Linked DNA regions of Mus musculus: region 2 is linked to region 1. Evidence: chromatin contacts called from ENCODE Hi-C data. All regions are on one chromosome and are shown on one strand. The core of a region is the stretch at or near the end of the contact, and the rest is flanking DNA. Distances in the headings are between cores, read along the strand shown. Region 1 holds the start of Ppp1r11 (protein phosphatase 1, regulatory inhibitor subunit 11). Region 2 holds the start of H2-M3 (histocompatibility 2, M region locus 3).

What was found. A loop is a pair of places that touch in the nucleus more often than their neighbours do.
Region 2: a loop to region 1 is called in a map of regulatory T cell, with 4 times the contacts of the local background. The contact joins the promoter of H2-M3 here to the promoter of Ppp1r11 in region 1. A Hi-C loop is called at or near these places in 2 of 37 maps with a recorded cell type or tissue (T-helper 1 cell and regulatory T cell).

What each region holds. Positions count from the first base shown.
Region 1 is chr17:36,949,972-36,954,224 of GRCm38, forward strand. It overlaps Ppp1r11 (protein phosphatase 1, regulatory inhibitor subunit 11), which reads right to left and starts at 1,821. Exons shown (of 3, transcript NM_029632.3): 1 at 1,452-1,821; 2 at 1-14. The coding sequence starts at 1,535.
Region 2 is chr17:37,268,257-37,272,509 of GRCm38, forward strand. It overlaps H2-M3 (histocompatibility 2, M region locus 3), which reads left to right and starts at 1,978. Exons shown (of 8, transcript NM_013819.2): 1 at 1,978-2,078; 2 at 2,266-2,535; 3 at 2,742-3,017; 4 at 4,013-4,253. The coding sequence starts at 2,006.

The sequences.
Region 1 (4,253 bases), core at 571-3,070:
AGGCTCTGATTCTCCTGAAAAGTTAAAAGAGGTGTGGGCCCATCTGACTCACTTCCTCTTGATTTTTCCTGTTTCCTATGGAACCTCCTTTTTTCTCTTCCCTGGCTCAGTCAGTAACACACATCATGCCCCTGGAGAGGCAGGACAGCCTGTTTGTGGAGAGTATGAATCCCTGTTCTTGATAACCAATAGTATGCAAAGAAGGCAATTCTTAAACTAGGGAAGGTGCCAGCAAATTGGCAAACTAAGATACAACCAACGCTATCACCCTTGGTGGCATTAATATATGAATGTTATTTTCTCCCTTTCCTGTGACTGGCCTTTGATCTCACTTTCTTCTTCACACCTCTTATTCATGTTCTAAAGAGACTGAGGTATGTAATCTCAGCACTTGGGAGACTGAAATGGCCTCTGCAACATGGTATAGCTATTTTCTCAGAAAAAAATAAAATAAAATAAAGCAGGGATGGGGAGACATCTCTGTTGGTAAAGCTCTTTTGGTGCAAGCATGAAGACCTGAGTTTGATCCCTTGTATCCACGGGAACAAAAACAACAACAAAAAGTCAAATGTGGTGGTGGTGGTGGTGCAAAAAGGCAGATCTCTTGCTAGCCAGACTAGCCTATTTGGCCAGCTCCAGGCACAATGACTCTGTATCATAAGTAAATAAATAAATAAATAAATATAGACCATGTCTCAGACATCTGAGGTTAACTTCAGGCCTACACACACACACACACACACACACATATCAAAATAAAACAAATATCCAAAACCCTCCTTCTACAAAAAAGCCTTCATTCTTTCTTCTCTCATCTTCAAGCCCAGGGCTCCCTAATCCTATCCACTTATTCTTTAACATTCTGGCATCTCTGGTAATAACTGCTAAACTACTAATCTCCTTCAACCCAGACATTGTCAAACCCAACGCATCTTTCTCCCTTTGAAAGCAATTTGTTTTTGCAAAAGTTGTTTGCTCATTTGCTTCTCTCCTCCCTGATCTGCCAAAACACACTTCACCTTATTTTCTTGTTTCCTCATTTCCTCCGCTTTAACACGCACCCATTCCATGACTATCTATTGGTAAGCACTATTGGTAAGTACTCGTTCTGTACATTTGCCTCCAAAACCACGCCTTCTCAAATGGCGTTTCACTTCCTCCCAGTACCTTTCTGGCTCCTTAACCCAGTTTCCGTTTATTACGTACATAGACCACCACCCCAAGCCTTAACACCTATACTCTAATTGTAACTACGGATTAAACAATCCTTGACCAGTCACTTGAACCATTTGAGCGGCTCCAAGCATCTCTATTTAGTTCCTTGCGATTTTCCCAATAAGAGTAAACCCCACATGATGTCCCAGATCCCAAACCCACCAACTTTCCAAACCCCCCTCCCCCTCCCAGTGCCTCCCAGACCCCTAAATAGACCCCCTGCCCGCCTTTCTCACTGGCTCGGTTGTCTCGGTAACCGTTGTCTCAGTAACCGTTGTCTCAGTGACGGTCTCACTTATCCCGGCCCCTGTCTCCGCCATGGCTAAAGCGAAAAGCGAGAAAGCGGGATGAGACACCCTTTCCTTTTTCTGAGCCTCAGAGATCTAAGAGAACCGGTACAAGACTCGGAGTAGAGGCCAGGATGCTCTAGCTTCTTAATCTCCCCTACTCCTCCACGGCCTCTGCTTCCCCACCCCTGGGGAAAACCTGTCCAACCCCACTTCCGGCCTTTCACTTCCGGTTGTGACGCATCCTGCAGAACACAGTTTCCCTTCCCCACCACCGCCTGGGTCAAAGCAGGCGTCGCCAGAATAGTTCCGCCGTAATGCAATAGTGCGCAGACGCTGAGGTTGGCAGAAGTGATGTCATAGTGGGGGGGGTGGGGCTAGGCAAGGCTTAAGTTCATTGGCTGGTCAACTCGAGGCCGTTGTGCTGAAAGGATGAGGTCTGTGTGCCTAGAATCCTTACCCTATCTGCTGTATCCATAAGCTTAGGTGAAAAAATTAGGTGGGACAGGGAGCTATCTCCAAATTCCTTTTTATCATTCTGTCAAGGAGCGGTTTTCCAGGAGCAGGAAATACACTGGGTTCTAGCCGTCTCCCTGTTTGTTGATATCCCAGTGAAGGTACACTAAACCTGAAATTTTTTGACTGTAGTAGGCCCTAAGATTAAAGCCTGAAACACCTAGATTACCATTTAGCTCCCAGTTTGAGGAATGCAAAGGTTAGATGCAGGGGGCAGAGTAACAAATCCAAATTCATCTGGTTAAATTTTGTTAAATCTCTCCACTATCCATCCAAAAATACCAGTTTTTGTTTCCTTACAATGAGAAACTAGATTTAGATAAGATATATGTATAATACATATAAGTGCATCTTTTTTGTATTGTCCTTGTAATGGTTTTCATTTAGGCTTACTATGCTCGAGAGTCCAAACGGGGGGAGGGGGCTCTAATTTGTAAGCTCCTAGCTTGTACAAACTGTCGTGGCAGCCCGCCTACCTCTTTTAACCAGACATTGAAGGTTTTTTTTTGTTTGTTTGTTTGTTTGTTTGTTTGTTTTGTTTTGTTTTCCCAAATAGGGTTTCTTTGTGTAGCCTTGGCCCTTTTGGAACTCTCTCTGTAGACCAGACTGGCCTCAAATTCAGAAACTTACCTGCTTATGCCTCCTCCAGTGTTGGGATCAAAGGCCACCACCACCACCCAACAAAGAATTATTTTATTATTATTATTATTCACTTTACACCCTGTTCACTGCCCCTCTCCCAGGTACTCCCTCCCACAATCCTTCCCCCATCCCCATCCCCTTCTCTGAGTTGGGTGGGATCCCCCTGGCTATCCCCACACCCTGACACTTCAAATCTCAGCGACACTAGGTGCTTCCTCTCCCACTGAGGCTAGACAAGGCAGCCCAGCTAGAAGAACCTGTCCCATGTACAAGCAACAGCTTTTGGGATTGTCCCTGATCCAGTTGTTTGGGACCCGCATGACAACCAAGTTGCACATCTGCTACATATGTGAGGGGAGGACTAGGTCCAGCCCATGTATGCTCTTTGCTTGGTAGTTCAGATTCTGAGAGTCCTAAGGGTTAGTTGACTCATTTGGTCTTCCTATGATGTTCTTATTCCCTTTGGGACTTGAAATCCTTCTTTCTATTCTTCTATAAGAGTCCCCAAGCTCCTTCCAGTGTTTGGCTATGGGTATCTGTATCTTGAGTGAGCAGCTGGGTGGAGCCTCTCAGAGGACAAGAAGCATGGTATGTACTCATTATAAGTGGATATTATCCACAAAATACAGGTACCACAGTACACTCCATGGCCCAAGTGAGGACTCTTGAATCTCATTTCGAAGGGGGAATAGTCATAAGTCAGATGGAGGAAGGGAACTGGGAAGGTGGGGCAATGGGGAAAGGAATAGGGTGGAGTCAGGATCCAGTGTGGGGAAGGACAGGAAGAGTTGGCTAGATGGCCATGAAAATGAATGGAAATCTGCAACTAGCAGGGGTGAGGGGTTGGGGGAGAACTTCCCAGGATGAGGCAGAGACCTGGGATAGAGGAGGCACCCAAGAGTCAGTGGAGGTGACCTTAGCCGTGATTCACACATCAGGGACATGGAATCTGAAGAACCTACCTCTGTAGTCAGGCAGGACCTCAGTGGATCAAGACACACCAATCCACCCACAAAACTTTGAACCTGATATTTGTTCTGTCTATAAGAAAGGCAGGCACAGGGGATGGAGCAGAGGCTAAGGGATGGCCAACCAATAACCCTGTCCAACTTGAGACCCATCCCATGGGCAGGCACCAGTCCCGGACACTATTAATGATACTCTGTTATACTTGCAGAAAAAAAAAAAATTAAATTGACTGCTCTTGTAAAATTTGCTATTCTAGCAAGATAATAGGCCATAAGACTATTTCTGCTTTTGTAATCAAATTTACCTATTCTGCTCAATGGCTAAGACAACTAACTGCAAGACATATGCTAAAATTAGACTCTGCCTATGTGTAGACAGAATATATGTAATCTGGTGGTTTCTAACTTTATAAGCTTTGATGCTGCTTCTTGGGAATGCTCTCAATTGCAATCTTGGTGCCATGAGTATTTAATAAAGACTCTTATTAATTTGTTTATGGTCATGGGGAATCTCTTAGACCCATAAAAACCTCATTCCAGACTCCATCATTTTATTATAGTTTTTTCTTTTTTTATATCTATATCTCTACTTCACCTAAATTTCCTTTGGAATAAGACCGATTAT
Region 2 (4,253 bases), core at 728-3,227, 320 kb after region 1:
TTTTGTGAGGAGAGAGGGAGGGGAGTGGAAAGGGAGAGATTGGGAAGAAAGGAGAAAGGGGAAACTGTGATAGGGATTTAAAGTATAAAAAAAAACTGAATTAATAATTTTTTAAAAAAGAGTTGAAAAGGTTAGTTCACCTGAGCTACATTGAGATTTTCACACTAGCTTGGCCTATAGGACAACTTGTCTAAGGAAGGATGGGAGTGAGGGATGAAAGAAGGGAGGGGTAAAAGAGAAAGTGAGAGATATAGAAATAGGGGGAAATGAGAGAAATTTTATGCCAGTATTACATCAGTCTAAGCTGCAGTACATACTTTAAAATGGATAGATGAATTTACTTATACTTACAATACTTAATCTCAGCAGATCTCACTTTGTGTTCTGACAGAGGGAAGACCAGAATGAACCCTCTCATACTTTCCCAGCAGCATCTTGGGCATTAACATCTTGGGGTTTTCTCTCCAAGGAATCACTCTGTCCAAATTTCATTTCCCATAAGAATCAAGCCACTCATTTTCTTTTTGTTCTAGTCATTTCATTGATGTTGAAAATAATAACATTTTGGTAAAACCTTTGGCCAATTACAAGAGAGGAAAGGGTGGCAATAATATCAAAGGTGGGGCAGCGCCACAGCAGTTCTTGAGAAATCCAACATATAGTGAATGCAGAAAGTCATGAAACTTAGAGTAATATACTGCAAATTAAAATGACGAGCTTTAAGCTGAGTTCTACTGACACCGTGGATCATTTGTGATCAAACATGGAGTCTGAACCAGGCATGGCATTGCACACCTTTGACCCCAACACTCAGGAGGCAGAGGCAGGAGGATCTCTGTGAGTTCAAGGCCACATCAACTACCAATTGAGTCCAGGACAGATAGGACTAAGAAACCCTGTCTCAAAATATAAAACAAGACAAAACAACATGGAAATTGAGCAATAGGGGTGAGAGTTTGGCTAATTTACCTGTAGGGACTGCTGTTTATATACAGCAAGTGGGCCTATTGAAATACAGCATACCATCTAAACAGTTCATTTATGACATTTGTGACTAATATGATTTCTGAGTGAAAATTGAGTAATCATATTGTCTATGGCAAACCATCAAACTGCTAAAATCAACTTTAGATTCATTAGTCTTTATCTCAATATTTTTGTTTAAATATTGTCCTTGTTTTCTATCTGCCAGAGCTATTTCCCAAATTGCCAACTGTGTTAATGAATCTGCATCCAAGTCAGTTTCCTGTGCCTACACTGATTCCAAGAACTCTTGCTTGGATCCCCAGTGGGATGGGAGGACTTTAGAGCTTGCAAACAAGAAAAACTCAGGGGCTTCCACTCCTAATAACTAAAAGGTTTGACCATAAGACCTCTTGGAACATTTCTTACCAGAGCTCCTCATCTCACTGTGTTACTGAACTCCCTAGCTGAAGACAACCTTGAACTCCTTCCAAAATCCTATATGTCCTGGAGACTGGGTTTATAAGTGTGCACCCCAAGTGATAATTATTGGTAGACCTAACTCATAAAACTTATCCATGGAGTTTGCCTGGGTCTTATTTCCAGAACTCATGTGGCAATTGATAGGACCAGTATCACAAGTTCCAGGGTGTCAGATGCCCACTTCTAGCCTCTGCTGTCACCAGGCATTCATGAGGTGCACATACATAAATATAAGCAAAACATCAGTACACATAAAACAAAACGAAAAAAAAACCGTTTTGTTTGTTTTAGAGAACATACTGATCCTAGAATATTAAAAATGTTCTAGGAAACGTGACATTAAGTACTCAGTGTAGGAGAACAGAGATCAAATCCAAGCCCAGTTTCCAGGTTTAACCCAGCATTGGAGATTCCCCCATTTCCTCTGAGGTTTCACTTCTCTGTAACTCTGTAAACTTTGTCGGGTACTTTTGCCCGGATACTGATGACGCTTCTCCAATTCCCATTCTAATTGGTTGGCGTGTACTTAGCGAATCTAATCAGGGCTACCACGGGAAGGATGGGGTCCTCAAGCAACCGCGCTCTCCTGCACATGGTGGTGGTCTCTTTGGCTGTTACCCAAACAGGTTCTGGTGAGTTCAGGGGTCGGGAAGTAAATAACCTCTAAAGAGAGGATCACGGCATCGGGACCAGGTGCTCGGGGATCCCTTTTCTGCCGGGACCTGAGTTCCGCTCCCTGCCCCACCCCCAACCCAATGCTTGTTCACTGGCCCGGGGTTATCAGGGAAGAGTTCTGAAGTTACCCTGCCTCGCCCCCAGGCTCACATTCACTGCGCTATTTCCACACTGCGGTGTCACGGCCGGGCCGTGGGGAGCCCCAGTATATCTCTGTGGGCTATGTTGACGACGTGCAGTTTCAGCGCTGTGATAGCATTGAGGAAATTCCGAGGATGGAACCTCGTGCACCTTGGATGGAGAAGGAAAGACCAGAGTACTGGAAGGAGCTGAAACTCAAGGTCAAGAATATTGCACAAAGTGCCAGAGCAAACCTTCGGACCCTGCTCCGCTACTACAACCAGAGTGAAGGCGGTGAGTGACCCTAAGCCTGGGTCAGACTCCTTCCTGTCTGTCTACTGCCAAACCAGAGTAGCCCTGGGTGCCAGGTTAGATGTTTGGAGTTGGGCTTCAGAGCTCTCAGAAACCTTTAACCGGTTTCACTTTCAGTTTAGGTCCAAATCCTGTTGGCGGGCGGAGCAGGGTGAGGTGGCTAAGGCTGACACCCTGTTTGTGGCTAGGCTCTCACATCCTGCAGTGGATGGTTTCCTGTGAGGTAGGGCCAGACATGCGCCTTCTTGGAGCCCACTATCAGGCTGCGTATGATGGCTCAGATTACATCACCCTGAATGAAGACCTGAGCTCCTGGACTGCAGTGGACATGGTGTCTCAGATCACGAAGAGCCGTTTAGAGTCAGCTGGCACAGCAGAGTACTTCAGGGCCTATGTGGAGGGAGAGTGCCTGGAGCTGCTCCACAGATTCCTGCGGAATGGCAAGGAGATTCTTCAGCGAGCAGGTATGAGGAACAACTAGGAACCACTTTTAGTAAGCAAAGATAACCCCCTCAAACATACAAGTGAGGCTCTTGATGTCTGGGGAGGGAGGAAATACCAGATCCGCTGGAATACTGCACAAGGAGGAGGAAGAGTGGTACTGGCCTTCCTGATCCAACATCAGAGAGTGACTGTCCCCAGGGCTGACCCTACTTTCAGAACATTTGAATCTGTCCCAGAATGGAAGGAGAAAACACCCTGAGATACACAACCAACCACTTCCATTCAGTCTGCAGCTCATTGTGTACCATGGCCTCTTTCAGGTCTGGTTCTCTCAACACCCCTAATGTCTTTGGAAGTCACACTGCACTAATGCTGTGAGTCTCTGCTCAACCTAATCAGGACTAGAGATGGGAAATGTGAAGCTCCCTACTAGATTTTCTCTTAGGGCTTCTATTGCTACAAAGAAACACCATGGCCAAAAGCAAGTTGGGGAAGAAAGGGTTTATTTGGCTTACCCTTTCAGCACTGTTTGTCATTGAAGAAAGTCAGGACAGAAAGTCAAATAACTGATCTACATGACATGGAGGAGTGCTGCTTCCTGTCTTGCACCCCATGGCTTGCTCAGCCTGCTTTCTTATAGAACCCAGACCTCAAGCCCAGCGATGGAACCACCCACAATGAGTTGGGCCCCACAGCATCAATCACTAATTAAGAAAATGACCTCTAGTCTTGCCTACAATTTGATCTTATGCTGTCATTTTGTTAACGGAGATTCCCTCCTCTCATATAACTTTAGTTTGTGTCAAGTTGACATAAAACTATCCAGTGCACTAACCCTGATTTTAGAACATTCCAAGGAATGGATCATGATAGGTCCCTGGATCCAGACTCCCGTATGGTGCTTACATCCCTCCTGTGCCCTAATTCTGTCCATCCAGAGGATGCTCCTATGATCTCCAATGACTCTCCAAAAATAATGCAAAATACTTGAATTTTCCACCTTTCCCCCACCCAGATCCCCCAAAGGCACATGTGGCCCATCACCCGAGACCCAAAGGTGATGTTACCTTGAGGTGCTGGGCTCTGGGCTTCTACCCTGCTGACATCACCCTGACCTGGCAGAAGGATGAAGAGGACCTGACCCAGGACATGGAGCTTGTGGAAACGAGGCCTTCAGGGGATGGAACCTTCCAGAAGTGGGCAGCTGTGGTGGTGCCTTCTGGAGAGGAGCAGAGATACACATGTTATGTGCACCA